Regions from separate parts of the Mus musculus genome. Here all the other regions are linked to region 3. Evidence: chromatin loops called from intact Hi-C (ENCODE). Cell type or tissue: heart. All regions are shown on one strand. Links, peaks and the distances in the headings refer to the core of each region. The heading gives the core; the rest is flanking DNA.

Region 1 (4,779 bases), core at 333-4,332, 71 kb before region 3:
TAGATAGATGGGTGAGTAGATGGGTGGACGAATGGGTAGGTATGTGGATGAGTGGAAGGATGGTGGATGGATGGATGGATGGATAAGTGGATGGATAAGTGGATGGATAGTGGATGGGTGGATGAATGGAAGGATAGGTAGATGGGTGGGTGGATGAGTGGGTAAGTGGGTGGGATTAATGGGTGTATGGATGAACGGAAGGGTGGATGGATGGATTGGATGGATGGATGGATGGATGGTGAGTGGAAGGATGAATGGAAGGATGGGTGGATGGATGGGTGGATAGATGGGTGGGTAGATGAATGGATGTATAGTGGATGAGTGGATGGGTGGATAGATAGATGGGTGAATAGATGGATAGATGAGTGGGCAGGTGGCTGGGATTAATGGGTGTGTGGATGAATGGAAGGATAAGTGGGTGGGTGGATGCGTGCATGCATAGTGGATGGGTGGATTAATGGAATGATAGGTGGAGAGATGGATGCATGGACAGTTATACAAATGTATAAAGAACTGGTTAAACAAGAGAGAAGAAATGAGTAGAGAGGGGATTGTGAATAGATGTAGGTGAGGAGAAACAGCTGAATGCCTTCAGCCCTGCCCTGCAGTGCAGAAACTCTAATCACATGAGGATATGGGTGAGTGAGGCCTGGCTGCTGGATTTCACAGGCCTCTACGAGAGTGGCATAAGGTCACCAGATTTCTATTTTGGCTGCTTAAGAACATTGCCATCACAACCTTTGTCTGTTTAAAAACACAAAACAAAATGTGACAGAATAAAGGCTAGCTCTTCCCAAATACAGGCCATTAATCCTAGTTCCCATGTGTGTAGTATTGGGCTTTTTTTTTCCATTGCTACAATATACCTGGGGTGGGGGAGGGGAGTAATATACACAGAGAAGAAGTATACTTAGGAAGTACAACCAGCATGATGAGGGTTCTGTCCCGGGCTTCCCTGGCTATATCATCATGGCAAAGGGTGTCATGGCGAGAGTGCATGCAAGACAGAGAGCCTGAGTGGCAAATCAGAAAGCTAAGGAGTGGAGTGGGTGGTCCTGTTCTTTTTCTAAGAATGTCCTCTCTAGAGAACTAACTCCATGAGGATGCCATTAGACCCTTTCCAGGACCTAATAACCTAATAAATTACCTCTGGAGGCCCCGCTTCTTGAAGGTTCCATCACCTTCCAACATTACTACTCTGAGGAACAAACTTCCGTAAGCGGAATCATTGGACCACTCAAAACCTTGTGGGTAGAGACATATTTGAAATGTGTGTTGCCTTTATATTAAGAATCCATAGATTTGGCGGGGCAGTGGTGAGGCACACCTTTAATCCCAGCACTTGGGAGGTAGAGGCAGGTGGATTTCTGAGTTCAAGGCCAACGTGGTCTACAGAGTGAGTTCCAGGACAGCCAGAGCTACACAGAGAAACCCTGTCTTGAAGAACAAAAAAAAGAAGAAGAAGAAGAAAAAAAAAACTGTTGAAAAAAAGAATCCATAGACTTGAGGACAGTAGTTTAAAATAGCATGAGAAATACATACATAAAACAAAACCTAGTTCTATTAAGTAAAGAAGAACAATATATCACATAAAATGTCAGTGAGTGAAGCATGGGTGTTTAGGTATAGTGAAGACCAGAGGAAGTGATGCTCACAGGACTGCCTACCGCAGAGCTGTCCATCAGCATACAAGAAGTCGTCCAGGCTGCCCTTAAACTCACTTATATCACAGCCTGAACTCCAACTTGAGATCCTCTAGCACCTAGCCTCTGCTTCCCAAGTGCTAGAATTATAGGCACGAGCCATCATGCCTAGTCTTATTCACTTGAAGAGATCGGTCTGTGTCCAGGACAACATTATTTAACTAATCAGAGCACACACGGGCAGCCTCTTTGCCTCATGGATCAACAACCGCAGGCGCAGGCAGCAGAGCTGGGGTGGGAAGTGCAAAAGAACACTCTCCTAGTCAGCCTCTGATTCACACTGGGGTGAGAAGGGCATCGAGAAAGTGCCACCAGATCCCTCCTACTGGTGAATGATGTCTCTGCAGTCTATCTCCAGAAAAGCTGTAATTCAAGGCCCGGAACAACCTGTGATTTACATGCTGGGTTGGTGTAAAAGATATTGTGCAGAGCCTTCTGAGTGTGCTCTGTGTGTTTGTATAAATCTCGCTACTCAAAATATCTCCCACAGTTGACTGACAGCCCGTGTAATTTAGCAGAAGGCTAAAAATTAAAATCCTCAAGCCTGCTGAGGGAGCGTAAGAATGCAGTAACACTGAGCGCCGCCCCTCGCCCGGGCCCAAGCTCGGCAGATGCCAGGGCTGTTCATTTTGGAGACGAAACAAAATATTTGTATTTAGATTTATTAAAGTCATTATTCCGCCATTTGTTCCAATGTGCTTTATTAAAACCGGATCTCGTGTCTGTTTTGAAAGTATTACCTGATTTACATAAGCCAGTCCCAGCCCTAATTACGGCTTCCTTTGGTGTCTTTTCATTCCGAGGGAGGCTCACGCTCCCCCTCCTGGCTTTTTTTTTTTTTTTTTTTTTTTTTTTTTTTTTGTCGCCTGCCTTCATGGCCCATATGTCTGCCTTGAGATAGCAAGAATCCGAGCCTATAAATAGATGGCTGAGAACAGCTCCGCTGCCAGTTATCTGTCCACACATCAACATTACCATAATTGCAACAGGCAATGTGTAATCTTTCTAATCACACGTTCCAGACGGAAAACTGGATCGAGTTTCATAAATTGTATAATTTGAGGCTTTCCTGAGCTAACCGCTGGGCAGGCGGGCTGCTGTGGGTCATCCAGGACTTGGAAGTGCCACCCCTCTAAACCTGGTCAGGCTGTCCCAAGGTGGCATGGTGACACACACCTGAGGCAGTCACTTGGGCGCTGAGAAAAGTAGTGCCACCCTCTCTGAGTCACAGTCCCACCCCCCTCCCAGCCAGGCAGTTTCACTTTTCTCTTTCATTCCTTTGGGGGAAACACTGTAAGTGTTTTCAGGATACAGATGAAGACACCAAGAGAGGTGAGACTCGTCTTCAGGGGTGCACCAGCCAGTCGCAGAGACTTAAACACAGATCCCAGACTCAGTACCTCCCCCCCCCCCCATGCCCTGAGCTACAGATTATATCTGCAGCCTGGCGCCAGGGAGGTCCCAGTGAATTCCGTATTTTCGTCCTTTCAATGGCTTTCATAAATCTCATTCTTACTTAATTTTGAAGCCCAAACAGACCTGCTTCTCCAACAAGCCACTGCGCTATCTTGAGTCACAGGGCTTGCAAAGTGGAGCTCTGGGATTCCAGGCTGGGCTGAGTCCAAGGCCTGTGTTCGGGCCTTCAGGACCTGCACTGTCAGGGTCTTCTCTCCTGGGGATCCCTCTCCTCTTTGTTTGCTTTGCCAGCCTCTCAGAAGGATGCTAATTGGGTCCTGTCAGCAGGCAGCAGGCAGAGCCCAGGGAAAGGTGATGAGGGAGGAGGGACAGCCTTCTGCCAGGCTCCCAGACCACTGCTCAGCTTTCCCAGGGCCTGGTGGGGACTCCAGGAAATTGCCTCTGAGTGTCCTACTTCCCTAGAGAGCTGCTGCGGGAGAGCTCCCTTTGTTTTGCATTGCGCGAAACCTCCGGCAATGCTATTCATACTGCAGGTCCCTGGAGTGGCTGATGACACCCTGATATATAGACTGGTCCCCAAGGACCCAGCGTGCTCTCTGGCACTGTGCTCTCCAGCCGCGCCTAGTAATTGGCCAGCCTTGCAAAGTTCCAGCTGTCTATTAACTGCTTTAAATTGAACACTAATCAGATGATGGTGCGGTTACCAGCAAGGTCCCTCAGGCTTCCCTCAGAAGGAACCATCTAATCTATATCCCTTAATTTTTCCAGATTGAGGAAACTGACAGTCAGAGAGGAAGGGAATGGACGACCTACTGTGGTCGTAACCAATCCTAGGTCGTTTTCCATGGTCTGTTGATCTGTGTGTGTGTGTGTGTGTGTGTGTGTGTGTGTGTGTGTGTGCACATGCCCGTGTACCACTGTGAGGTTCTTGACTGGCAACAGATTCTAGAGTCACTCTGGAGACACACCTCTGGACATGTCAGTGAAGAAGGAGTGTTTAGACTGAGTTAATTGAAGGAGGAAGACCCCACGCTAGGTTGGGCAGCACCATCCCATGGGTTGCTGTGCCTGCCTGCCTGATGGAAAGCAGGCTGGGCATCAGCATTCACCCCTTCTCCTTCCTGACCATGGATGCCATCTGACTGGCTAGCTCAAGGCTCTCCTGCCATGACCTCCCCATCATGATGGACTCTACCCCAAAACTGTAACTCAAAATAAACCCCTCCACCTTACAGTTGTTTTTATTTGGTCTTTCCTGTTCTCTCTCTCTCTCTCTCTCTCTCCCTCCCCCCCTCCCTCTCCCTCTCCTTCTCTCTCTCTCTCCCTGCAGCAAAGAGAGAGGTACCAATATGCACTCTGGGAGCTTCTTGGTGTGATGTATGATATAAACTCTACCTGCTTTCTAGATAAGAGACTGGAGACCAGGACTTCTCTCCTTAGACCTGTCCCCAACACATCATAAAGTAATCCACCTGGCTGCTTTCTGGGCCTTGTTTTTGTTGTTGGCGGTGAGACGAGAACAATTAAGAAAACATCCCATAAGGTTGACTTGTAGGCAAGCCTGTGGAGCATTTCCTTAATTAGTGATTGATTGAGAGGACCCAGTGCATTGTGGGAGGTGATCCTAGGTGTCTGGGAAAGCAGGCTGAGGCAGCATGGA
Region 2 (4,779 bases), core at 360-4,359, 130 kb before region 3:
CCTCACAATTCCTGAAATGGATTTAAGATTATATCCTTGGATTTCTACAGGATCCTTGAACCTCCTTCTCTACCTAGGTTGCCTGAATTGGGTCTCTGTTTCTTGGCATCAAATGATCACTAGCTGGGGGCTAGTGAAATCAATTGCTCAGTGTTTAAGAGCAGAGACTAGCCTTGCAGAGGATCTAAGTGCAGGTTCTAGCACCCTTGTCAAGCTACTCCCAACTGCCTATAACTGCAACTCCAGGGACATGTGATACCTCCAACCATGTTGGGCACATATACTAACAGGCCTATATGTCCCCCCCACACACAAAATTAAAAACTATAAAAATGAATCTATCTTTTAAAAAGACCTCCAACGGAATCCCATCTTACAGACTGGCTCTCTAAGCTCAGAAGCTTGGAGAGATTGGAGTAGGGTCCCTCTCCCTCTCCTGTCTCTTGGTTTAAGAACTAGCACGACAGAAATGTCATCAACACTTGTTGGTCACAATTGTCGGTTGTTTGATTGAATGATTGATGTCCCAGAAGCTTAATGAAAACAACAGCTCTTGTAACAGGGTGTGGTTTCCAAGATGGTGGTGACAGGAACTTCTACCTCGTGCGTTTTTTCTGCCAGGTGATCTTGCCGCTTCCCACCAAGGAACGGAATCTAACTTGTCTCCCCTTGAATGGGAGCTAGCCTCCGTCACTAGTTTATAACCAATAGAAATGACCCTGCCTGGTGTCCATGGTCCCAGGGAACTTCAGGAGCCCAACCTTAGACTCTTGAACCCTAGATTTGTGGAATTCTCTCTTTTGTCCTCCCTCCCTCAGATCCCAGTCCCTATGCTGCTAGAAACTCACATGCATGGAGATGCATTTCGGATACACTAATCAACTGGTCAGTTGTACATAGACTTTGAGATATCGCAACCTAACCACCAAACAGATCAAGAAGCCTCTGGGTGGCTCCAGCTACCAACAGTTTAATCTCTACCTTATCTTGCACCAAGTATGGAAATCTTTAAGGCTGGGGCTCCAGGCATAGTGTGTGATAAAGACAAAACATTGCCATTGGCTCTATCAAAATTCCTGATCCCACGGATTTATGGCTGTAGTCATCCAGTTTCGTTTACATCGCTGCATTGTTTTAGGGTGATTGGTTATTATGATGTTTTGGTTGTCAACCTGACTGCATTTAGAATCAACTAAAAGTTCAAGTGGCTGAGCGCTCCTGGGAGAGGTTTTCTTAATCGGATTATTTAAAGCAGGAAGATTCATCCCTAAATCTTGGTCTCACTTTCTGCTGGCAGCCCACATAAAAGAACATGGAAGAAAGAAACTTTGTTTGCCTGCTTGCCCTCACTCTAGCTGGCAAGACCATCTGTCCTGTTGCTGCTCCGAGGTATTCCTTCACTGATGTCAGAATTCCAGAGTAGACTGAAGACCAAAAGGTCTCCAGGAATCCACCAGAAAGCCAGTGCCAGCTTAGGACTGCTGAGGCAGCCAGCCTCATGGACTGAACAGCTACTATATTCTTGGCCTTTCCATCATGAAACACCTATTATTGGACTACTCAGACCTCGGCCTACAATCTACTCTAATAAACCACACATGCATTCATTCTGTTTCTCTAGAGATCCCTGACTAATACAGTTACACAACAACAGATAGATAGCTCAAGTAATATCCGAAATGGACATCTTTGCTCTGGAACCTCGGCTTCCCCACCCACCGTGCAGGGTTACTTACAGCCTGCTTCTAAATCCGACAGACATTCCTCCAACCGAAGCTGGTAAACAAAGCCAGAGCTTTCCTGGCACCAAGGCCATCCATAAAAAGAAGGCCCTTGATTTACACCCAAGGGAGCTGTGTTCCTTAAAAACTGTAGAAAGAAACTTCCTGATACATGAAGAACTACATCTGGGTTTTGGGTTAAACACACACACACACACACACACACACACACACACACACACACACACACACGGCTTCCTGTGTAGACAATGCAGGCTCAGTTTTCTGGAAAATAGTTCTGCAGTTAGGAGCAGTCCAGTGGAGAAAGTCCAGGCTCTGGGGAGGACTCTGAGCACAGAGCGTCCTGGAGGAGAAAGTCAGGCTGGGGACCACCATGCATGCCAGCCCCCCCCCCCCCCCCCCCGCTTTCAGGCTTTCCACGGGCAGAACTGGAGACCAGCAGGGAGTCCTCTGTGCCACCTGCAAGCAAGCTGCATGCTCCTGCCTTACGTGCTGTTTGGAAGCTGTAAAGGTCTCACCAAACACACACAGCTGTTAGCCCTGAATCTGAACTCTGATGAATAGACTTGGGAAGAGATGGTCAGGTGACATCCTGAGGAAGCAGGTATCCCCTGCATCCTGCCCAGCTGAGGTAGTGACCCACACAGAGCTCCTTAGCCATCACGCCCCTTGAGAGCTTGCACATACAGAGTGTCGAGCCTCTCCTCACAGACAGTCTCATTATTCCTCAATGGTTCGTGTGAACCACAGCACAGAAGATCTGAAGGAGACCCAGGAACCCAGGGGCTGGCTGCCTTTATTTCTTGGTCAGGAGCCTTTGTGCTGGTCTCCTGGTCATTCTCTTCGCAGTTACAGAACACTTCTGGGTTGTAGGTAAGTAACACGCAATGGGATCAGTAGAGCCAACAGGCCTTGTGCTGCACCCATGTTTTGTGGTTTTGTGCTAGGTTTCATGTCTCAAGGGGCTGGGCCCCTCCACTCGATGTGCCTCTCGGCACAGGGTAACTCAAATGGAGCCTTGACAGGGGCCTCGTTTTCCCCAAGGCTCCAGAAATCTGTGTGACACTAGAAAGAGAAGTTACTGGCAGCTGCCTTTTAATGGTGATATTCCTGAGATCATTCAACACAGAGCAAGTGTTAACTGTGAACTGAACTACTATCCGCCCCACTGCTACTGCCTCTGACTCACTCACATGATGCTCAATAGCAGACAGTCGTGACTTGGGTACCAAAGGACCATGCAGACCAGCATCAAGCCTCCGCTGTACCCACTGCCCTTTCCCAGGCTCAGCAACACCCCAAGCCTTACCCCCACATCGGAAGGCCATGACCTTCTCTTTCAGGTGTGCCCCACAACCCACAGGAAAGAAGAAGCCCTCAGGGCTGAGGTGTGATTAAATTCACCGCAGTGAGAAAGTGATACCGTGAGCTGATTCATACCAGTAAATATGTGATTTACATTTAATTCCAAGTAACCTTTCTGGGCTCACCGAGGTGTGAAGGAATCTGATGGGACCAGCTCTGTGGAGGAGGAGGCGGCCATTCATATTCATTAAGACCTCCACATTAGCCAGCTGAAGGGTGACAGCCCTGCCCGCCCTCCTCCTCCCGCCTGCCAGGGTCACAGCTCTGGGCAAGCCAACAGTCCCCATGCCTGACTGGCACTTGGAAAGGAGTGCAGGGTAGCAGTGAGGGCTGGAAGCCCAGAAAGCAAGGGAATAAAGGTACCCGCCATCCCAGGAACAGCATGCCGCAGACAGCAACTACTCCATATAGCTGTCTTCACAGATCATGGGTGATGAAGGACAGGAGTGTGGACTGGAGTGGTGGCAACTCTCAGAGGCCCTTCCATCTCCTTTGTGTATATTTATACAGCGATGGGAAGCTATCTCTGGTCCCTATAGCCTGGGATGCATATGGAATGGCCAGGGAAGTTAGACTGAGGTCTCAGGGCAGGGCAGGATGATATTCTGGGCCTCTTAAGTTATTGGCTCATTACGAGCCAGCAGGTGCCCATGACCCACTGACCTGGAGACATCAAAGAAGTGGGCTAAGGTAGAAAGCATCGAGTTTCTCCTGTGCATGGTGCCCCAGCTTCATTTCTGCTGATGTGATAAGATACCCTGGAAAAGATAAACACAGGGTTTCCAATCCAGGGTACCGTCCTTTACTGTGGGGGCAATCACAGTGGTAGGAGCATGGGGCAGCTGCTCAGATCATATCCACAGTCAAGAACGGAGAAATAATGAATGTATACATGCTTAGTACCGTGCCTTCTCTACTTATATAGTCCCAGGCCCAGACCTAGGGACTCTACCCATCTTCAGCATGAGTCTTCCCACATTAGTTAAGGCAGTCAAGACAATCTCCCAAAGACATACTCAGGGCAGCCTTATCTGCCCTCATTGAGACTCTCTTCCCATCAGACACCTGCAGCCAGGATACCTACAGCCCCTCATGATGGGGCTATCTCTGTTGCTAAGCAGCGGTGTCAGAGCTGACGGAGGCTGCATGCTGTCCAGGAGCCTGGATCTGTAGAATGAGAATGTTCCTATACAATCCATATTCCAGCCTCAGGAAGGCAGATGGGAAGCACTGCACCTCTCAGATCTGTGTATAGATGAGGCTCTGTGGCCACCCCGGTCATGCGGTGGGCAGTGTCATGGCCTTGACTGAACCACATCTGACTGACTCCAGAACCTTCCCCCAACCATCCTACTCTCAGAGTCTCCTTCATTCATTTGGCCAGTCATTGGTTCATTCAAAGCAAGTCCACAGAGAGTAGAAGCTACTTCACCTGTAGATTACCCCAAATAAAAGATTTGGCTCTAAGGGGAAGTGAGACAGGGCAGGAGCTGGATGCCTTACAAGGCCAAGAAGAGGGTGTTGCAGGAAGATGGGAGCTAGTATAAATGTTGGTGGCCAGAAGCCAGGAAGGAGGCAGAGGACAGCTGATAAGGGTCCGACAGACTGAGTGAGGTCCCTGCCGAGATGTGGGTCCCATGGGGGCAGGGAAGCTGTAGGGGGAAGGTAAGAA
Region 3 (4,779 bases), core at 478-4,477:
TCTTTAATAGCGTGACCAAGTCATGAGGTCTCTCTTACCCAACCTTCCCTGGAGACAAAAATCGCCTGGCCTGGTGTGTGGGCGGGGTCATCGGGCCTGGTGTGTGGGCGGGGTCATCGGGCCTGGTGTGGGGGCAGGTGGGAAAGCAAGTCTTTTTAAAGATGTATGTGATCTCTCTCTCCTTCCTGGAATAGCATTTTACATTATTCATCACTATACCACAGCTGAGCAGACCTGGCAGACAGATAACACAGAGGGTGAACTCAGCCACCACGGAAAGAGCAGGACGGCAGACACTCTGGGCCTGAGGTAGCATCTCCTCCAGTGTTTGTTTTCAAGTCATTAAATACTTAACAGAGAGGGAGAGCCAGTGTTCCAAACCACTGCCGAGGAAGCGTCCATCAGAAGTGAAGAGAGAGCCAGACTGAAATTGTAGCGTTCCTTTCTGAGGGCAAGATCATGTCCACTGAAAGATAACTTTGAGGACTCTGCCTGACAGGAAGCCATGCAGACGAGGCATGCACTTAGATTCCAGACGCTTGGCAACCTGGCCCTCAGCTAGGTATCACTCTTCTTGTCTTTCATGTAAGGAGCCCAGTGTGGGGTTGGCAAGATGGCTCAGCAGGTAAAGGTGCTTGCTGCTGCCAAAGCTATTAAACCTAAGTTCAATTCCTGGAACCTACATGGTACATGGAGAAAACTGACTCCCAGAGGTTGTACTCTGACCTACACACACACACACACACACACACACACACACACACACACACATTCTCTCTGAATGATGATGAAGATGATACCCAGTGAGTGTTCTCAGACCCCCTGAAGCACTTGCTCCTGAAGGCTAGGATTAGATTCCAAAAGGTGAAGGCATTATGGAAGAAGTGCCCCTGACTGCCCACCACTCCACACCTTGCTGACGGATCACCTTTCCGTTCGCTCCTTTCATAACGTTCCCTGGCAGAGACCCAGTTCTCACTGGTGTGGTGGCAGTGGGCCCTGGGCCAGACAGTGGATTGCATGCTCACTGACTACTTCCTCTCTTCTGAGCCCTACTTCACTTACGTCATGATCACCACAGTCCCCAGGTGACACCTGCATCTTCAGGAGCCTCACTACTGAAGAACATGAAGGCCGGGAACAGCCTGAGCCACCTGTCCACGTTACCTGAATAACAAGTGCTGGAGCTACCTGTGAGCACAGCCAGCTGGATTCCAGGGCCTTCAGGCTTGGCCTCAGGGAGGACCGCTGGGCCTTATTCCAAGTACAGATGGCGCTTCAGCCATCTTGGGCTCCTGGACCCCACTCTAAAGACGAGAGGGGGGAAACCTGGTGTCAGCTTTTTCTGGTTCCTGATTCTGGTGTTCCTGAAGCTAGACTTAACTGCCCCTTCAAAATGCAACAGAGGCCAGATTTGGGCCAGGTCTTCTGCAGAGTCACTTTGGCACTTAATTGCTTATTATTTAATTGCTTTATTGGGTAGTAAAAAATAAAGTGATCTACTGCAAAGTTATTAGCAAATTCCCGTTTTAAGGGAATAATTACTGAATTCTCCCTGTCTGGGTTGAGTAATTCCCTCCAAGATGCTCAGGGACACTAAACATCTTCGCCAGGGCTGCTCACAGCTCTGTAATATGCAAATAAAGTAACTCTGTAATTACCAATAAAATGCTTACTGAAGTGACAAATTTTACTCAGCAGTGAATTGAGTGTGGGGGGGTGGCGTCATTTGTTTTTAAGGCTCCTTTAACCTTGTTAGCTGGCACTTGTCTTCGAGCTGTTTCATGGTCATTTAAAAAGACAAGGAAGCCCACGGAGGGGGGGGACGGGGTGGGGGGGAGCATAGATAGGGAAAGGCCCTCCTGGGAGCCCTCTCTTCCCACCAGCCCTGCCCTGCCTTGTCCTGTGGGGCCACTGTGGATGCACAGGGCAGGCTAGCCAAAAGGTTTCTGTGTGGACCAAGCACAAGTTTCAGGGCTGATCCTTCCAGATGGACCAAAAGAGACCCATGCCTTGCATCTTTGAGGCAACAACACTGAGCCCAGTTGCTTGGCCCCCCTCACCTTTCAGTAGAAGTGTTTAATCAATGCTACCTCATTCCCAGAGCTATTCAGATCCTCCCAAGGCTTGGGTTTGGTTTTGGGGTTTGGTTGCTATGATAAATACCCTGATGAAGGCAACTTACTGGAGAGAAGACTGACTAAGCTCAATCATGTGGAGGTTGAGGGTCCCAGCAGTCAGAGCTCGAGGCACCTCATGACGTTGTATTCACAGTCAAGAAGCAGTTATGGGATGCTTACATTCCACTCCATCTCTCTTTTTATTCAGTCCAGGGGCCATCCAGCCCATGATATACGGTGTGGCCTACATTCAGGGTGGAACCTCCCATCTCAGTTCACCCACATAAGGAAAAACCCTTACAGTCATGCCCAAAGGCCTTTCTGGTCTACACAATCTCTCACTGAGACTCCCTTTCCAGGTAATTCCAAATCTTGTCATGGCAACGATCAACACTAACCATGCTTTGGTCAGCATGGGCTGGATAAAACAAGTCCAGACCTCTGTGGTAAGTCATCAAATTGGATTTCTTGCTCACTAGTATTCTATGTGTATCCTAGGTCGGGAGGCACTTGGCGAAAGTTGGGGAAAACAGCCACCTCTTCAAGCACTGCTGGCCTGTCACCATGCAGGAAGAAACAGGAAGCACTCGTCACCCTAGAATGATGGCCACTTCCTCTCACACATCATTGTCTGGAACTGTTCCCATGGCTCCACCTAAGCACATTGGGTCAAGAAGTGAAATTCCACCCAGTGCCCAGAAGGAGAAGCAGGAGTGTAGTGCAGTTGCTACCACAGCATGGGCTTTAAAAGGAGAATGAAAACCCGCAAGACAGCTCAGTGGGTGAAAGAGCTTGGCGGGGCCAGCCCGGTGACATCTGTTCAAGCTCTGGAACTCAAAAAAGGCGGAAGGAGAGAACCAACCCCAAAAAGTTGTTTTCTGTCCTCCACACACTGTCCCTACACACACACACACACACACACACACACACCTTTAAAGCTGAGTAGGAATGAAATCCTTTGCTGGGGCGTGGTGAGGGGACTGGGAATGTGCACATTCAGCAAGTTCCGCACAGCACATGGTACTGGATGCTCAATGCATGCCTAGTGACAAACATCCAGGTAGCTCCAAATGCTCTCTCTGCCCCCTTTTTCTCTTTTCCTTCCACACTTACTCTCTGGGTCCCTACTGATTGTGGTGAGAAGAGAAAGCCTTCATAGAATGGATGATGATCGGACCCAGTATATGAGAAGAGGTGACTCGAAAGGAGGGAAGGTGTGGACAAAGGCTGGGAAGACCATGTGCATAGTCAGCAATGCAGGGACAAATGTCACAGCAGAAGGTCACTCACGGATACTACCTACCTTCAGTAGAGGGCTATCCTCAGCACAAGAGAGAAAGAGCTGCATTCTGAAGTCAGTGCGCCAATCAGGAAGATTCCTTGATATGCCTGCCCATAACCCTGAACTGCGAAAATTTTCCTTGGGAAATGAGTCAGAGTTGGGTGAACAGAAACTTAGTTCTGAGCACTGGGAGATGGCTTGGTGGATAAGAGTGTCTAATGTTCACACATGAGATCCTAAGTTCAAATCCCCAGGACCTATGTGGAAGCCAAGTGACCCTCTTGTAACTCTAGCACTGAGGAGAGTGGAAACCAGGGATTCCCAACTAGCACAACCCTCAACTGGGAGCTCCAGCCTCAGTGAGACCCTGTCTCAAGGGGACAAGGCAGACAATAGCAGGTCAGAGCACCTGATGCCCTCTGCCGCTAACTAATTCATGTGAACAGTCATGTGCCACCACTACCCTCAGCCTTAAGACAAAGGTGAGAGAGACAGAAACTTTTATGTGAGACCTAGCTCTCTGCTGAGGCCTACACCTCCTGACTGAAGTCCCGAGTCCCCTCCAAAGTCCTAGGACATTCTCCCCAAAGCACAGAGCCTAACCTTCTCTTTCCCTTCTGTTGCCAGAGGCTGCATTTCTGGGTGACCACATTTGCCCCCGGGATAAGTCTTTTCCCTTCTATTTGCATTAGTAACTGCTCAAAGTCCCACGAGGCCCTGGAGCCCAGCCAGCCACATCCTCTCACACTGGACCAATTGTTTGTGGCAAATGCCTTGCTTTTGAACTCTGGACCTCTGAGAGGAAACAGTTTCAATAGGAATAACTCGGAACTCTCCCAGGCCCTGCCATCTGGGCGTCTGGAATGGAGCTTCCAGGATATATGGCTCTTTTGAAGGAAGCCCATTCAATGGATGATTGTACTCTCATTTAATATGCCTGGGAGTGGTCTTGTATACTGGCCAGTGGAGGGTTTTTTTTTTTTTTTTTCATTCAACACTTACTGATCTCTTACTGTGACTGAGATACTGAGATGGATATGGGGGGGAAAGCAGGGACCTTATTTCCTTACTATTTACTTATTTACTTGGTCGGTAGGTCATTTCACAAGCACCCACGCTGGTCATGAACTCACTAGGTAGTCAAGGATAAACCAGAACTTCTTTCCTCCTGTCTGCACGTCTGGAGTGCTGGGATTACAGATGTGTGCCCCACATTTTATTTAATTCCTGCTTTTGGTGGGTTTGGACAAAGAGCATGAAGTATTAAATTCTATTTCATGGGGTCATGGGGCTGAAGAGATAGCTCAGCAACTGAAGAACACTTATTCCCTTTGTAGAGAACCCAAGTTCAATTCCCAACACCCACATAGTGGTTCA
Region 4 (4,779 bases), core at 249-4,248, 320 kb before region 3:
AGGATTCGGAGCCCCCCTGACCAGCTCAGCAGGAAGAAGAGAAGACAGAAGGACAACTGTCTGACCAGAGATGGTGGCCAAGCAGAATTCTATAGCTGGCTTGAAGGGGACATGGAGACTACACAAAGGGATGCCTTGCAAGTGCGGGGTTGGGAGGGAAGAGGAAGTGGGTGGTTTTCAGAGCCACTTAGGGCTGACCCCGGCCAGGTATTGGGTCCTTTCTGGAGCAGCAGAGGCCTGGTGAAAAGAGGGCCAAAGACTGAGAGCTGTAGAAGCCAAAAGCTGTTCATTTGCTATGCAGCCATAGCCTGGTCACTCTGCCCCTCTGAGTGGGATTTATAGATCTATAAACTCACACCCCCATTCCTGAGACTACCCAAGTCACCAACCGACCCTTCAGAGTACCCTTGCCATAGAATGAGGTGACTGTCCTTACAGTGTGTTTTATTAGGAGGCCCCTGACTCAGGGCTATTGGAATCCTGTCCCTCTTGTTCACAGTTTACTGAGCAACCAAGACCTGACTCTACCTACCTCTGTTTTTTTTTTTTTAAACAAAAAACCAAAAACCACCAAGGCCAGTTCTTTTCTATTGAGGTAAGCCATTCTCCAACAGTCTTTGGCTGTTAAGGCCCCCACAAGAATGGCCACCAAATTAACTGCATCGATTGGTTAGTACAGGCTTCCCAACCCGACAGCTCCTAGCATCCCACCTTACTGTCCTTAGGGCCTTGCTCTTATTGTTCCCCCTGCCCACTAAATTCTACCATCCCTCAGATCTCTTAGGCCATCAATCCCTCCTTATAAGCATTACCACAATTTAACAAGATGACCAGTTTGTCCAATTCATCTTCAGTCATCCACCTCCCAAGCTTAAATGCTATCTCTGGTTATGCTAGTGGGTGAGACAGAGACCGCATAAGCTTTAATCATTCCCCAAAGCACATTCACAGAGTGCCAAGGCATGGGATAAGGTCAGTATTAGGGAGATGAGCATTGGTATCAGACAGAGCAGGGACCCAGCCCCAAGACCAAGCCGTCCCCTCACAGAGCTATCCAATCCTGCAACAAGCCCACCTATGCTAGCATTTGGGTCCCCATCATACAGACAGCAGTCACCAGCTCTTAGTTACCCTTTCCATGAGCCCTGGCCTGGATCTGAGGACTCCCTGTACAGAACCTTGTTTGAGTCCAGTATCTAGAGCATAGATTCTCAGAGGGACAATATGCCCGGGTCTCACATAACACCCCCATACCCCATTCTCTGGCTGCCTGTGGGAACAGACCTACTTGAGGGGAATGGTATATGGTTTCGCTTTTATGCTTTTATAGTTTTCAAACAAGAATACAAAAAATGAGGAAAATTGAAACCACCCAGGGAAACAGCAGGGGTTCATTTGTCAGCAGCCTGATGCGTTTACTGGGCATTAGCATGAAGGGCCTGTCCTATTTATTTTTTTAAGGCACTGCCTTATGAATCCATTGGGTAGCTTGGTGGCAAGATGCAACCCATTATCAAGAAAATAGCTGAACAGTGCCCTGTCATCCTTGCCCGGTCAGCCTGCCACTCACGACTTCTGAAATCACTTGTTTTCTGGCCAGCGTGAGCCAACTGGAGCTGTGGTTCTTCGCGTTGCTCTCCAAGACCCAATGCCAAGTGCATTTGAGATACTTCAACAATCGCCTGGGCATGGCTGTGTGCCGCCGATGCGTGTTTGCTGTAATTACACAGCCTCCGAAGGAGGAGCACAAAAGACTTGTTGATTTTGGATGGACTCAGGCCCCTAAGAGATGAGAACTGACCTGGGCTCCTGGCATAGAGTTGTGGGCAGGCAGGCAGGCCCGCTGCCCTGGTGAGGACGTGACCAGCTGGAGCAAACCTTGAACCTGGGCCATGTCCGCCAGAACTTGCCCGGTTGCCCAGCTCTCTTGGCTCTCCTGCCAGCTGACTGAAGAGCCGGTTTGCTTTTGGAGAATAACCGGAGAGAACGCGGAACTGGATCCTATAAAAAGCAGCTCCCTCCTTCCTCCAGCCAACTAGTCCCTGAATGATAATCATCTCCGAAATTGGCCAACCTCCCTCCTTCCAGACCCCCCCCCCCCCGCGCGCGCTCCTCCTCCCCTTCCGTCCCCTCCCTCTCAAATGGCTAAACAGGCTCATTGTCACTCTAGTCTTTGTAGGGTTCCCGAAAGGACTTTCCTGGTGACTAGGAGCTTCCGCCCATCTGAACTTCACTTCCTGTTTGCCTCAGACCTGCGATAGTGGGCTGCTACAATGTGCTAGAGAGTGAGGCAGCTGGGTGGGGGGTGGGCGTGGGTGGCAGGGACCAGTGGGACTGGGCGTGGTCACAGTTCAGGTCCTGTGAGGTGGACAAATTAATTCTCCTTGAGGGATTCTCTTTCTATTGCCATTTTGAGATTTGAGGGACATTGTTTGCAGGCAGGGTCACACACGTACTCTGTCTTTCTAGGGAAGGCTGTTTGCTGCTCAGAGCTGACTATTTGATGGAATGAGGTGTCAATCCCACAGCCCCACCCACCCAGCCTTTCCAGCCCTAACACCTCCCAGAGAGCCCGAGGCCCTGGCACCTACTTTTATGGATAGCACAGAACACAAATTGAAAACCATGAGCTATGATCTTGAAGAGCTCTGCCAGCCTTAGGTTAGGAGAAGACTCCAAGCCTGCCGAGATACAAATGCTGAGGCTGTCGCTGACAATCTCAGCGGACCTGACTCCTGCCCAGAGATGGAGGATAAATCCAGCGAAAGAAGGTAAGATGGAGGCCCACGGTACCAACAACAAGAATGATTTTACTCGCGCTGAAGTTTCTTGAGCACCTGGCAGGCCGCCACGAATGTACTTAGGCGGAAAATCACCAGGAAAAAATGATATAATCTGACAGATTTTTCACAGGCTTAAATATTCATGAATTAAAGGAATTGGCAGAATTTTCTACATTATTAGCTTTCATCATGGCTGCAGGAGCAGTTGGTACGCTGGCTGCTCTTCAAGATCCATTAATCTCGTCCATCACGAGAGCAGCCATTTTAAAATTAGCCGTGTTTCCCTGAGTGATGGTGTCGGGGGAGATGAGGAGACTGGAAGGCCATTCCAGTAGCCCCTTCCCGTGTGAGAATCAGCCGGGGAAACAGCTCCTCATTGGGAAGCGTCAGCATCGCCCCAGAGCACAGGGCTGAGAAAGCCCAGGCATGGACTGGGGCTCTCAGGCCTTTGAAGCTTTCCCGAGGGCAGAAGCATCTGTCCCTGACCTTGACCCTGAGCCCTAGGCTGAGGACACACAGCGGCTAACTGGCTCTCTAGGAAACAGAGACCAAGAGACCCAGATAGGGATTCTGGGTGAGAAAGGCCATTATGACCAACAGCACAGTACCTCTACCAGATGACACTCCGGGTTCAGGACTCAGGACAGGCAGGCCATGATGCTCACTGTCTGTGGAGTGAAATGAGTGCTTTGGGCAGGATCCGTGCTGGACACACACCCTCTCATTGTACCTCTCATTGTAACAGACAGACTGTAACACTCACACATGCAGGCAAGCACACACACACACGCACACGCACGCACGCGCACACACACTATTCAGGGAAGAGGTCACGGGTTACGTCAGCTGTTCCTGATCCCACAGCAATGAGGATCAGGCCAGAACTCTCATCCAGTCATTGTATCCCCAGAGATAGTGTGTTAATCATCAGCCATGGCCCCAGGAAGGGGCGTTCGTATAAACATATCCAGAATATCCCAGGAAAAGGCTTCTTTCAAAGCAGGAGGCAGTGACAGGCTACATGATCCTTATGGAAACTTAAGGGCTGTCTTCACCCTTCCCTCCCTCCTATCAACACCATGTCCCCACCTCCCTCCTTCTCCCTCTTCCTTCCTCCCCACTCTTCCTTCCTTCTCCCTCCTTCCTCCTCCAGTTCTCTCTCCCCATCCCTCCCTCCCTCTTTCCTTTCACCCCTTCTTTGTTTTAAGATACAGCTTTTATAACTTCTCATATATGGTGATCAGAAGACAGGATGACTGCCATGGACAAACTCCTTAGACACTCCTAATTTCCAGAGCAGAGGCATGCTAACCACACCATGCCTTGCCACCTAGGACCATATGCAGAAGCACCAGGCCAGACAGGAGGCAGGGGGAATGAGGCGGATATGGGCAAGAGCTTTTCTCTGGGACGGGGGTGGGGACAGATGGACTGTGGAAAGGGTTAGGAGAGCAGCCCTGGATTGAGAGGTTAGGGTAATTTCAGTAGACTCTTAGAAGGCTGATCCCCTAGGTGTGCTCTGCTCTGGTACCTGGCCCTGGGACTGGATGAGGGATAATGGCCCTGAGCATGACAACCTAACCTAGGCCTAGTGACCACAGCTTCAGAGGCAGGAAAATAAAGACATGGAGAAGCCAGGCGTGGTGGCGCACGCCTTTAATCCCAGCACTCAGGAGGCAGAGGCAGGCAGATTTCTGAGTTTGAGGCCAGCCTGGTCTACAAAGTGAGTTCCAGGACAGCCAGGGCTACAACAGAGAAACCCTGTCTAGAAAAACCAAAAATAAAAAATAAGAAATAATAAAAAAAAAGACATGGAGAATGTAGTCCCTCCCATTTCCCCATCCACCTTCCTGTCTAGCTATGTAGTGAACACCTATTTATTTTGTTTTGTTTTGTCGGCCACGGACAACCTTAACATCCAGAAGGGATGGGGTTGGTCATGTCCCACCTACCCTGGCAGGGCTGCTTGAAGGATGCAGGGGCCGCCGCCCCTGTC
Region 5 (4,779 bases), core at 287-4,286, 65 kb before region 3:
CCCTGGGAGCCTGCCTCCTACATCCAGCCTCTGATAGGCACCACACAAGGAACACTGTCCAGCACTGTAACTTCGGAAGCAGGACCTGTGGGTTCAGAGTCCCAACCCCCTACCCAACAAGCTATGCTCACATCCCTGGAGCTTCAATGTTTCAGAGGCCTCCTTGGTCATGTGGGGACCAGGCCTTGCCTGCCTAAACACAGTACATCAATCAGTGCCCCAGATGACCTATTCTACACCCAAAATACAAATTTAAAACTGGGGATCCCCTGAGTTTCCCCCATCCTTAACCCCTTGAGGGAGACTCTCTTCGTTTGCTCCCTGCTGCCCCAGACTCAGGGATCTTGCCCATGTTCCTACCTCTGCCAATCACCCTGTTCCCCTTAACCATGTCACATACAGCTCAAACTTGGCAGGGAAAGAGAGCAACTAGGAAGGATTACATTTATGTAATGATGTGTCATAGGAAATTAAAAGATAATGAGAATCAGAAGTCCTGGGAGACTTTGATCCCTTTCCTGGCCTCTCTAAGAAAAGCCTTGGGTTCTCTCCACAGCTGCACCAATGACACCGGAGATTGTTCCAGACCCACAAAGACCTGTCATCGGCTTACAAGTAGAAAAGGCTCTAGGCTCCCCTTTCCCTGAGCGTGGTGTGTGTGTGGAGGTGGTGGGAGGAGCTTAAGTGGGTTTGACTACAGGTCTCCTTCCTTAATTTCAGATCTGTAGCTTGTTCAGTGAACTGTCTCCAAGGGCTCCCGGGGTGTTAATTGGGTATGGTGTTTGCCCCCTAATCATGGAACATCCCCAGAACTGATCAGCTAGCTCTGTGATCAGGGCATAGGCTCCTCCCTCTGTGGCTCTCGGGAAGCCTGACTCTCACAGCCAGCCTCTGACAGGCACCACACAGGAAAACTGTCCTGGCCCTGTGACCTAGGAAGCAGGCTCTGTGAATTCAGTGTCCCACCTCACAAGCCCACAAGTTCATGTGCCGATGAGATGAGGCCTCACATGCCTGAACATGGATACGAGCATGACCCGTTCTACATCCAAATTAAAAAATTACAGACTATGAGTCTCTGACCAAATTTTCTGCAGATTCTACTTACACATGAAGGTTCTGCTTTGATTAGCCAATGAGGAGGTAGCTATGTGACCCCATGTGTCTGAAGGACCACTTTGTCCTGTCTACTCAGAACTCGGTAGAGCATCCTCAACAGAGAACGTGAAAAGCACCCTACGGTAGAAGGTGCTAGAAGGTAAGGCACCCTGTATGAATTGGAAGGCTCAGGAGACTTGTTTGGCCAGCACCCCAACCAGAGCCCAGAGTGGTATCTTGTTACATCTCTGAGCCAGACTCAGGCATCCCGGAATGTGGGCAGTGTGAGCAGTAGGTTCCTTGTTGCTACTTGTCTCTGCTGAGATGGCCACAGGGTTAGCTGCTTCTCCAATTGCACAAGACTAGGGCAGGTGGCCCGGAGCTCCTGGGGCCAGCCTTACCTTCAGGATCATTCCTCCCTTTGCCCACAGCCTGAGGCCAGGTCAGAAGGTGACTCCAGCTCCTCCCTGGAGAGTAATTGGGTGAGTGCTGGTCTTCCTGGAGGGCTCATAGCAAGCATCAGCTGATAAAGAGGGGGAGAATGGCTAGGTTGCAAGGTGGGGCCATTCTGCTTTGCTTTCCTGGTGGGTACAGGGAAAGGTGTGGAGCAAGCACCTTGACTTGTGTGCAGGGAATCATAGCATGTGCCTGGCTCTGCGCTAAGAGTTTTCCTATACCACCTTGCTTTGATCCTCACATAGCAGAGAACAAAGATGAAGACTAAGGAGATGATAGCACCGTTTGTCTCAAGTTAGACTGCATGCTTGTCTTTTTACAAATCCAGGGCTCTGATCTTAAATTGAACACCCTGCCTGTCCATGGGGCTGTCTAGCTAGTCTCAACTCCTCAAGAGCAGGCACTGAGCTCACCTCTACTCTGTCAAACGAGGAGCCACCAAACCTACCCTGGCCAATTCAAAGAGCCTGGCTAATTCTGGGGCATCCTGAAGCCATGGGACCTGGCTAGGATCACCTTCCTGCCTTACATCCCTCAGCAATGATAGCATCCAGCTGGACCAGTGAGTCAGTCCCTTCATTCTCCTGTATCTGGGAGGGTAGGCCTCTCCTGCTGTCGGTTTGGCTCCATCAGCCTGCGTGGGGGTTGCCCTGGCAGCCAGGCTGCCATCAGCCAGGCCCTGGGGCTTGGCAGTCTTCCTAAACTCTCACACCGGGTTTGTCCTTTTCCTTAACCCACCAGCCTCTTCTCTGGGATCAGAGAACCACTTCTAGATTCCTCTGGCCACTTCAACCATGTCCTGGACCAGGCTGTGGTGGCTTCTGGTACATCGAGTGCATGGCCTCTGTCCTGGCCTCCGCAGAAGTCTCCCAGAGCACACAGCCAGGCACAGAGCCTACTTCCCAGAGCACACAGCCAGGCTCAAAGGCCAACCTGCTGTTTTAGAGCCAGCCTGAAACATATGAGGAGAAGGGATTGGGCCCAACCGAGCAGCAGAGAGGGAAGTGGATCTTGGCTGGACCTTCAGGTGGGATGTGTGGGAGGGTAATCTACAGTTGGACTGGACTGTGCAGGTAGGTGCAGGACCATCTGCTGAGTGCCAAGGCAAACATCACCCCACATGCTAGGGTGGCCTTCACCTTAGAGGGAGAAGATGGAGTAGCAGCCTGTGTTCCGGCAAGGTGGCCAACTTTCAGGTCCTGTTGCTCATCTACAAGATGGACTTAATAAAGCCAGACTTGTTCTATGCAGTCTCTGCAGCCATTTCCACAGAGGGCTTGGCCAAAGGCCTGCGTGCCAGCATGCTGCCAACAGAGACATTTCTTTACACCCCGTGTGTTGCCCAACAAGACCTGAGCCATCTTCTGTTGGTTCCTTTCCATGTTCTTCATCCTTGGATGAGGAAGAACCTAGAGGCGTTTTGCACAAGGCATGCCTTGCCCTGAAGTGGAGCACCTCACAGAGCACAAAGCAAGCATTGTGGCCTCCTATAGACCCGCCCCTCCACACACTTGATCCTGTGAAAAGCCTGTGATCCCAAATGGGAATTGCAGTCTTGCTGATATCACGTCAGGACTTCAGTAGTTCTCTCTGGGAATCAAGGATGCACTAGCCACTGAGGGTGGCACTTGGGCCACCCTCAAAGTCCCTACCCAAAAAGGTCCATGGGAGAAAGAGAAAGGGATAAGAAAATGGCCTCTAGCTCAGACAGATGGCCAAAAGGCTGTGTGTGCTGCATCGTTTACCTGTGGTATCTTTTTTTTTGGGGGGGGGGGTGGTTCGAGACAGGGTTTCTCTGTGTAGCCCTGACTGTCCTGGAACTCTGTAGACCAGGCTGGCCACGAACTCAGAAATTCACCTGCCTCTGCCTCCCAAGTGCTGGGATTAAAGGTGTGTGCCACCATGCCTGGCTACCTGTGATACCTTATTTGTGGGAGTTATCAGTGCTACTCACTCTTGGGGCTCAAAAGGATGAGCAGAAGTTTTCAGGAGAGACAGGATCTGGAGGCCCTAGGCTCTAGCAGGAAGAATATACCTGGGCTGGCCTGGGCTGGCCTGGGGCAATGTCTCTAGGGAACGCAGGTGTTCTGAAGAGCCTAGAGGCACAGGTGTGTGAGGCCCACATGGAACCCTGAGACACGGTCAAGAGACATGCGGGCACCCTATGGCCCACATCTCTGCCTTCAAGGAACTGGTTGGATGAGACAAGACTCACCCCTAACATATTTAAAGAGCACTTTTACCTGAAGTTCTCCAATTGTGGGCGTGACATGAAGTCTGATTTCACTCTCCTCCTTGGGTGGTGCTACGGGCTCTTCTGCAAATGAAAGATATGCACATAATTTCACATTCCATATCCAAAGGCAAGGTCACCCCCCTTCACCTCCCCTACATGCGGCCTATCCCCATTGAAGAATCTTTTTTTTTTTTAAGTTTATTTATTTCCTTTTGTGAAGAAGGCTTGCCTGGATGCTGTGGAGCATGTGTACTGAGACCTGTGGTGACAATGAGAGTCCTTCCCCTATGTTTCAGCATTTGAAACTCTGGGTCCCCAGTTAGTGAAGCTGTTTGGAAAGGCTTCTGAGGCATGGCCTCGCTGGAGAAAATGCATCACTGAATTGAAGAATTCACATTCTCATCTCGAGTTTGGTTCCTGCCCTTCTGCTTCGGGCTCAAGGTTAAAGCTGTGCTTGCTCAGGGTCCTGCTCCAGCCTCCTAGCCTGCCACTGATTGCCACATTTCCCTACCATGGTGGACTCTTACCCCTGGAAGAGTAAGACAAAATAAACTCTCGCATAAGTTGCTTCTGGTCCTGGTGTTGTTTTATTGCAACAGCAACATACAGGCAACTAAATTCATGATCAAGAACAACGTACCAAGCTGGTGGTTTTCTCCTTCCACCATGTGGGGCCTAGGGATCAAACTCCTCCTCCTCCCCACCCCCATCTCCATCCCCGTCCCCCTCATCAGCAGCAGCAGCAGCAGCAACAGCAGCATTGCCCCTACCTGCTGAGTCATCTTGAAGCCCTAAAGAACCTCTTTTTTTCTTTCACTTTGTTTTTCAAGACAAGGATTTTCTGTGTAGTCACTGTCCTGGAATTCACTCTGTAGATTGGTCTGGCCTCCAGTCAGAAATGCATCTACCTCTGCCTCTCGAGTGCTGAAATTAAAGACTAGTGAACCCTTGTTGTGGGGCCAACTCCTATATTTTGCCAATGAGGACTT

The links. Hi-C counts contacts between places; a loop is a spot of excess contacts. Peaks named below come from ENCODE experiments on the same cell type or tissue, not always from the same donor. Only the 100,000 strongest peaks of a DNase experiment are listed, where the experiment ranks them.
Region 1: it touches region 3 in a loop (1.9-fold over the local background); 3 of 42 quality-filtered maps call a loop at or near these places.
Region 2: it touches region 3 in a loop (6-fold over the local background); 4 of 42 quality-filtered maps call a loop at or near these places.
Region 4: it touches region 3 in a loop (2.3-fold over the local background); 4 of 42 quality-filtered maps call a loop at or near these places.
Region 5: a loop joins it to region 3, with 2.0 times the contacts of the local background. A loop is called at or near these places in 4 of 42 quality-filtered maps.

The regions. Positions count from the first base shown.
Region 1 is chr9:61,275,782-61,280,560 of GRCm38, forward strand. All of the region lies in intron 3 of B930092H01Rik (RIKEN cDNA B930092H01 gene), which reads right to left. Among named protein-coding and RNA genes, the nearest start is that of Gm51681, 5.4 kb to the right of the region's middle. In heart, for the core only: a CTCF peak has its summit at 2,031; DNase peaks (open chromatin) are centred at 1,976 and 3,450; H3K4me3 peaks cover 1,274 bases; H3K27me3 peaks cover 2,344 bases.
Region 2 is chr9:61,213,244-61,218,022 of GRCm38, forward strand. No RefSeq gene overlaps it. Among named protein-coding and RNA genes, the nearest start is that of Gm34105, 9.0 kb to the left of the region's middle. In heart, for the core only: no CTCF peak of the experiment used is centred there; a DNase peak (open chromatin) is centred at 1,918; H3K27ac peaks cover 202 bases; H3K27me3 peaks cover 3,351 bases.
Region 3 is chr9:61,347,125-61,351,903 of GRCm38, forward strand. It overlaps Gm39349 (a long non-coding RNA gene), which reads left to right. Exons shown (of 5, transcript XR_870815.2): 4 at 195-309; 5 at 1,051-1,604. Among named protein-coding and RNA genes, the nearest start is that of Gm39349, 10 kb to the left of the region's middle. In heart, for the core only: a CTCF peak has its summit at 2,808; DNase peaks (open chromatin) are centred at 2,737 and 4,177; H3K27ac peaks cover 586 bases; H3K27me3 peaks cover 3,916 bases.
Region 4 is chr9:61,030,076-61,034,854 of GRCm38, forward strand. Gm51680 (a long non-coding RNA gene) reads right to left here and starts at 3,590. Exons shown (of 3, transcript XR_003948176.1): 1 at 3,392-3,590. Gm33699 (a long non-coding RNA gene) reads left to right here and starts at 2,156. Exons shown (of 6, transcript XR_003948174.1): 1 at 2,156-2,771. In heart, for the core only: no CTCF peak of the experiment used is centred there; DNase peaks (open chromatin) are centred at 1,866, 2,196 and 3,743; H3K27me3 peaks cover 1,219 bases.
Region 5 is chr9:61,282,142-61,286,920 of GRCm38, forward strand. It overlaps B930092H01Rik (RIKEN cDNA B930092H01 gene), which reads right to left. Exons shown (of 5, transcript NR_045334.1): 3 at 3,798-3,871. It overlaps Gm51681 (a long non-coding RNA gene), which reads left to right and starts at 1,388. Exons shown (of 3, transcript XR_003948178.1): 1 at 1,388-1,580; 2 at 1,883-2,116; 3 at 2,296-3,308. In heart, for the core only: no CTCF peak of the experiment used is centred there; DNase peaks (open chromatin) are centred at 2,250 and 2,320; H3K27ac peaks cover 294 bases; H3K27me3 peaks cover 4,000 bases.